Linked DNA regions of Mus musculus: region 2 is linked to region 1. A link is a contact called in ENCODE Hi-C data. All regions are on one chromosome and are shown on one strand. The core of a region is the stretch at or near the end of the contact, and the rest is flanking DNA. Distances in the headings are between cores, read along the strand shown. Region 1 holds the start of Sertad2 (SERTA domain containing 2). Region 2 has its middle 11 kb from the start of Gm22807.

Region 1 (3,277 bases), core at 408-2,907:
GAGGGGTTAGTGCTGTCTCCAAATGCAGAACTCTAGAAATGAAAACCATCTTGGCTCTCCAGCAAAATGTGTGAAAGTTTATGCCACTGAGCAAGACCTCATACTCTATGCGATGCCATTTTGTGCTATTATAATGACTTGCCAGAGAGATATACAATTAGCTGATATTGGTTATACCTCATGAAACATGTATATGAGATTTTGATAATGCCAAGGATTTGCTAAAAACAAACAGCAACAACAACAAAAACCTTTTTACTTCTCTAATTAATAAAACCTGACATTGTCTCCTTTACCGTTTAGCACACATCATAATAATAATTATTATAATTATTAGAGACACATTCTCACTATTTAGTCCTGGCTGGCCTACAACTGCCTATGTAGACCAGGCTGACCTTGAACTAAGAGAGATCTGCCTGCCTCTTCCTACCTAGTGTAGGGGTCCTACAACTGGTGATGGCTCATATTTAATTTTGATAGGATCATCAACTCGATTGATAACAAATCATTACAGAACAGTTTGAGTTGGAATAAATTTGTCTTGATGTTTAAGACCTTTATGTTAGGTCTTAAAGCTTTATTGTCCTTAAATACAACTAGTGTCATGGACCATTAAACAGCAAAGTGGTCTGAAGAGAAATTATTGATTGGAGTGGCAGCCAAAATTTTAAAGTGCCTGAATTTCTTTTGTAATATCTTTATGTAGAATGCATATGCCATTTTAAAGGTAATGATAAATGTTCCTGTTGAGCTGTCCCTGGCCTCTTAGTTCTCTTAAATTCGAACCACTTAGGCACATGCTAATACTAAGGACAATATAAAGCTCCTTGCTAAGTTTGAGTAGTTAAAAACATTAAGGATTTTTTGTTGTTTTGGGGTTTTTTGTTTTTTGTTTTTTAAATGGGAAAGATAAGGCTATCAGCGTGAAACTTGTGGGCAGAGGACCACGCCTCCAGTTCCCTGTGTTCTCCAAGCGTGGTCTCCCTCTGGTTGGCTGCATGGTCTCCATAAAGGATGCAACTCTGGTATGTCCGACCGACTCCAAAGGTACTAGTTGGTGACTCATTTCAACTTCTGTCGTCAGCTCCACACGGAGCCCTTGGCCCCTCCCCCCATTCCCATATCTCCGAGGGCCATTGGTGGACCCTATCCTCCCGCCAGCCGGCCCAAGTGGCCAAATAGCTCGGATGCCTGTCATATTTGTGGTCGCGCTCCTCTGCGGACTGTGCCAGCGCTGCCGTCTTTGTCATCACCCACTCTGTCATGTCTGTTTTCCAGTATGTGGGGGCCATTAGTGGTAGTAGTGGCGGTCCGGCTTGGGCGCTCCCATTTCTACCTCTCCTATTTAGCTTTCAGTCCACAGAAGAGGCTGCATAAGCTTGGTGTCTGTCCGCCGCTTCCTGAGAGTTCACCCTGAGGGAATCTGCATTTATGGCACTTGGGCGGGCCCGGGGCGGGCCCTGCGAAGCTGAGGCGGGTCCGGACCGGCTGGAGGCGGGGCCTACGGAGATCTGGACCTGAAGGCACGGGTGGGCGGGACCTATAGTAGGAGGTGGGAGGGGCAGGGTGGGGCCTATACTGCAGGGGCGGGGCTGGTGGGGCGGGGCCCGGCCAGGCAGGGGGTGGGGCCTACGGGGCCTGGCCGGAGCTCGCCAGAGGCTCGCAGGCGGACGTCACTCCCGCACGGCGAGTGCTGGAGCACGAGCTGTACCTCTCTCGGCCCGGGCGTCCACTCCGCCCGCCTCCTGCTTCCTCCAGGCTGCCCGCCGCCTCCACCATTGTATAATGTTCCCGACTCGCAAGCAGAGGACGCCGGAGTCGTAGCTCCGGCCTCGCCGAGCTCCCTGCTACCGTCGGCCCCGCGGCGGGGGCGCCCCGCATGGAGCGGGCATAGCTTGAGGGGTGGGCGGAAACCCCTCCGATGCGTTAGCTCCTGGTGGACCTGCTTGTGGTGAGTTCCGGGCCGAGCTGGAGGCTCCCCGGGGTTGGGCTCCGGCGGGCGAGGGGCGGTGCTGGGCTGGGCCAGGCGGGAGCCCAAGGCAGCGGAGGCCGGACCGGGCAGGTTGGGGAGCACCCGCTGGCCGCCTGGAGACCCCGACTGTCACGACCTGGGGCGGGGTCCGGGCGGCAGGGGCCCGGAGCTTTTGCCGTCACAGCTGGTGTGTGTGTGTGTGTGTGAGTGTGTGTGTGTGTGTGTGTGCGCGCGCGCGCGCGCTCGCTGTGGTGGCTCTGGTGCTGAGAACGTGCGAGACTTTTTTTTTTTTTTAAAGATTCCGGTTGCTGGCAGGGAGGCTGCTTCACTTTTGAGTTCCGTGTCTGGGTTTGCATCCAACTTGCTATATTGTGTTTCGAGAGTTTCCCGGTGGTTTTGCGTTAAAACAGTTCTCTTCACCCTCTTTTCTTCCGTGCCCAAGTGAATTGATTTTGGATCCAAATGTTTATTAAACTTAATGCCTTCCTGGTTTTTAAATTAGAAATCTACAAGTCATCTTGGTGTTAACCGCCTATGACGGGGCAGAGGGGGGGCGGTGCTGAGGGGAGCCAGCTGTCCCGACGCGTAGACTTTGTACCATTGACACTGGGCACTTCAGAGGACCATTGCGTCGAGAGAAAGTACTGAATTGTTCATATTTTTCTTAACTATAAATTGTCTTAGCTTTAGCCGGAATGGTAGCAAATCAGTAGAGTTGAAAATTGAATTGTAAGTTTCGCAAAGCAGTGAGACTGTTTTAGAATAACTTTTTGCTCGCATCTAGGTAGTTTCAGGAGTAGAAAGTCGGTTTTGCAGGCACTGAGTGGAGGGCAGTCAGCAGGGACAGACTCAGAAACGGCAGATTTTATTTAAGTAGAATCAGTCAAACCCTAGCTGGCTTTCAGGAACAGTCGTTGTTTTCAAGCTTTGTTCTTGAAACGTGCTTTTGAATTCCTAGTATTTGTTAAGAAGTGTTCAGAACCTATGGAAAAGGGCCTGGAGGTTGTAGTCACCAGTAGGATGGCCCAGGCCCTAACTGTTCAGAATTGCTTTTTGTAATTTTTGTGACTGGCAGGAATGAGGTGGGCCTGGGCTCCACTTAACCTCCTGGAAGGCTCCACACCAGAGAGCCCTGGGTCTGCTGCTGGGTTAGTTGCTTACCCAGTGGCTACTTCACCAGAGCCCTTTAATATCATAGTATCCCGATTTGAGGGTGAAGTTATTAAGATTTCAACTCTGGCATGAGCAAGAATAATTGTGGATCTTTACTTTCCTGATAATTTTATAAAAATTTCCTTTATT
Region 2 (3,501 bases), core at 589-3,088, 230 kb after region 1:
GGTAGCCTTGGAAAATCCTATTTAATCATCACAAATTCACTCACTGCCTCTTCAGACCTGAGCTCTGATGCAGGACAAGGCAGGGCCCAGCACTGCTTAACCACCACTGATGGGCACTGAGGCCCACCTCATCTGGGCCTGCCTGAGAACGCCTGTCTCTCTGGTCCCTCAGTGAGAGAGAGCCCCTCTCAGGTTTGTGCTGTACACGGTGCTACCCATTGCAGCCCTCAAGTCCACGTCCTGTGTAAGGTCTGGTTGCACTCATGGAATGGTTGTTGCATGAATAAACGTATGTGTGGCTGCTGAGGTGGCTCAGTGGCAGAAAGCACTTGTGTGGAAATCTGATGACTTAAGTTCTATAGAACCCACTGTGGAAGAAAACTGACTCTCAAAGGTTGTTCCTTCAAACCTTCAAACTTGTGTTGTGGCATGCACATGCATACACATGCACACACACAAACACACACACACACCACACACACACACACACACACACACACACACACACACACAGAGATTATGCAAACAATAATAAATAAAATTTTGAAAATTAAAAATAAATGTATGTGCATGGATCCTATGCACAAAACAGATAAACTGGAAACGGAGAAATCAACAAGAAAGCATTGGAGGCACTGTTCAAGAAACAGTCACCAGACTAGTGGTTAAGTCTGCGCAGGGACCCCCAGCACACAGGGTAGATCTACAGGGGAGCTGGATTTTGCTTTTGCAAACCTGTGCTTTCTTGAGGAAAACAATAGTAGTTTATTTTTGTGTTCTTCCCACTGGGTTCATGCTTATGGGTGATATGTGCTTAGAATGGGGTCACAGCCCCTGCTAGAGCAACTGTACTAGGAACTGGAGGCTCAGGGCCTCCCACAGTCCCAGGGAAATCCCTGTCTGCCCGCCCGCCTGAGTGACTGCCTGCCAGCCTGTGTGCCTGTTTCATGGAGTAGAGCGGAAGCAGACGGAAAACCCCTTCCACTACACAGCTACACAGTGGGATCCAAAGCTACACCTCTGAGTTCCCACTCTTCTTAGCCACTCCACTCTTGGTGGTTTTTTCTGTCCCTTTGGTTGCTAGATTTGGTTTTTATGCCTTGAAGACTGGATACCCCTTGATTGTGATAGGGTCAAAGTGCAGCACCCTTTTAGAGGAAGCAGCATCAGGTTTGTTATTTTCCTTCTATTTCCAGTGACTCCCCAGTCCTTCCTTGTTTGAAATTTGCTGACATCCATCAGCGTGTTGGGTCCCCAGGAGAGGCATTTTAGCTTGTTGTATTTGTTGCTGAAACTCTAGTACCTACAAATGGCTACCGGAGTGGAGAAGCCTTGTTGAGTAGAACAGGGACATGAGAAACAGTGAGTGAGCTGGGAAATGAGAGAAGAGCGAGCGTCAACAATCCTTCAGCTCTTTTTGGTCACTCGTGTCTGTGATTTAAGCCGCCCTCTCTGAGCAAGGACTTTTGTTTGTTTGTTTGGTTTGGTTTTTCAAGACAGGGTTTCTCTGTATAGCCCTGGCTGTCCTGGAATTCACTCTGTAGACCAGGCTGGCCTTGAACTTATAAATCAACCTGCCTCTGCCTCCCAAGTGCTGGGATTAAAGGCATGTGCCACCACTGCTAAGCGAGCAAGGATTTCTTAGATGGGCTGCTCCAACCTACCCCAGGATTCCAAGACAAGAAAGGCTGGGGAGAGGGACACTGGAGAGTTACAGGAGGAGGAGACTGAAAACTCTATGGGAGCCCTGTTGCCTACTGACGTTTTTCCTGGCATCTGCCCTGTGGCCTGGGCCCAGTGCCCATGGAAGAAGGAGTTGGTTCGGGTTACAGTCAGGCCCACAGTCCAGAACAGGGGAGGAGCCTGTGTTTAGGGGTGGGGGGCCCCAAGGCAAAGAGTCCCCTCAAGCACTGTGGAGCATTAGGTTTTGAACGACTCCATTTAGAAGCAGAAGAAAAGCTCTTGGGAAATAGGAGGTCTCTGGCTGGCTTCCCAGGAGAACAGCAAGTTCCAGCCAACTGGAGCTCCGGAAGCAGGGAATTTGTGGGGAGGAATGGGGCACGGAGCAAGCAGACATCCTGACCACAGTTCCCCTGGAAGAGCTTTGCTCTCAAGTGAGCATGTTTCTGGAAATGGGGAGTGTTTGTCCTCCCAGGTTGTTATGCACACAGCCAGGGTATTGTGAACCTAGTCATTCCCTGGTGTGCATGTTTTCAGAAGAGGAGTATTATAAGCTATTCATAGTTCTGCCTGAACATTCTTTGGAGTAACGGGATAGACTTCAGCTCCACCTCTTCCTGTCTGAGGGCAGGAATGGGCCTGCCCTGCTGTCTCCAGGACAGGCTGGGAAATCACTCTTCTGGACAGCTCCCTTTCAGCCCACCAGAGCCGGGACCCGACAAGCCTCTAGGGGCTTTCGGGCTGTCAGGTGTAAAGCAAGTGAGTGTGCAATCATCCGCTCCCGCTGACTGATGGGGGCTGGGGGTGGGGTGGGGTGGGGTGGGGTTGTGGGGGGTTGGTGAACTCAAGGCAGGAGGCTCCAAGGAAGGGCCCAGGTGACATTAAGGAGGAGAGAGAACCAGTTATGAATTTTTAACTGTAAAAAGGTCAAACATTAACTTCATCCAAATAAAACCTAACATCAGTTGCAAGCTTTCGTTTTAGGACTCCAGCCATTTGTTAACCTACGACGGAGTGGGAGGGGGAACAGGGATGCTGGCATCTCACAACTGCTTTGTCTTGAGACCTCCCTCACATTGGCACCCAGAACCAAAGAGCTCCTTATTCAAGGATACTACTAGGACTGGAATCCCTGCAGACCTGGAGAACCCACATCAGGACAAAGAGACAGGGGTCAAAGGGCACTCCCGCAGAAGGCATCGTGAGAGTAGCACTGGTGACTGGGGGTGAATGGGTATGGTTGGGAAAGCTTGATGCATTCCACGGGAAAGGTGGGGCTGTGTAACCCCTCCCACCCAGCAACTCCACTCCTCTTTAATACCACACAGCACCAGTCCTTCATGCCTTTTGTCTTAAACTTACTTTACATTCTTACATATGAAAAAAAGACCCCAAATAACTCGTGTTAGGTGGGTTAAGCTGGTCAATACTTGCCATCTTAGTAGTGAAAATTAATGTGAAAGGTAATAAACTCATGCACACTAATATGAGTAAAATGTTTATGGGGGAAAAAACCCTCAACTCCCTATTTTCCAAAACAAATAATAGGCAGAACTTGGTGGGCAAGGGGCTCTGTCTGGCAGCAGCCAGCTGGCCTCACCCTGCATGGCTCTGCTGGGATACAGCTGCAGGGGAACTCCCTGGGGGGGACTGCAGGGGAACTTCACTTGGGAGGGAATGGAACTAAAAATGACAACCCTGCTGTACATTAGCAAAATAGCCCTGACTTCACAGACACTTCTGAGGATGTCAGGGTCCGCAGAGGCCCGTGACACACCTGACCATATTGTTCTGGGGACGATTGTGGAAGGAACTATGGAC

What was found. A loop is a pair of places that touch in the nucleus more often than their neighbours do.
Region 2: a map of gastrocnemius shows a loop between it and region 1 (2.6-fold over the local background). The contact joins the enhancer-like site here to the promoter of Sertad2 in region 1. A Hi-C loop is called at or near these places in 1 of 37 maps with a recorded cell type or tissue (gastrocnemius).

What each region holds. Positions count from the first base shown.
Region 1 is chr11:20,630,320-20,633,596 of GRCm38, forward strand. It overlaps Sertad2 (SERTA domain containing 2), which reads left to right and starts at 1,658. Exons shown (of 2, transcript NM_001038625.1): 1 at 1,658-1,954.
Region 2 is chr11:20,857,215-20,860,715 of GRCm38, forward strand. No RefSeq gene overlaps it. Among named protein-coding and RNA genes, the nearest start is that of Gm22807, 11 kb to the left of the region's middle. Within about 2 kb of position 1,839, at least 3 of the 3 ENCODE cell types and tissues checked have a DNase peak (open chromatin) inside an H3K27ac peak, as active enhancers do; they include gastrocnemius, where a contact is called at or near this core.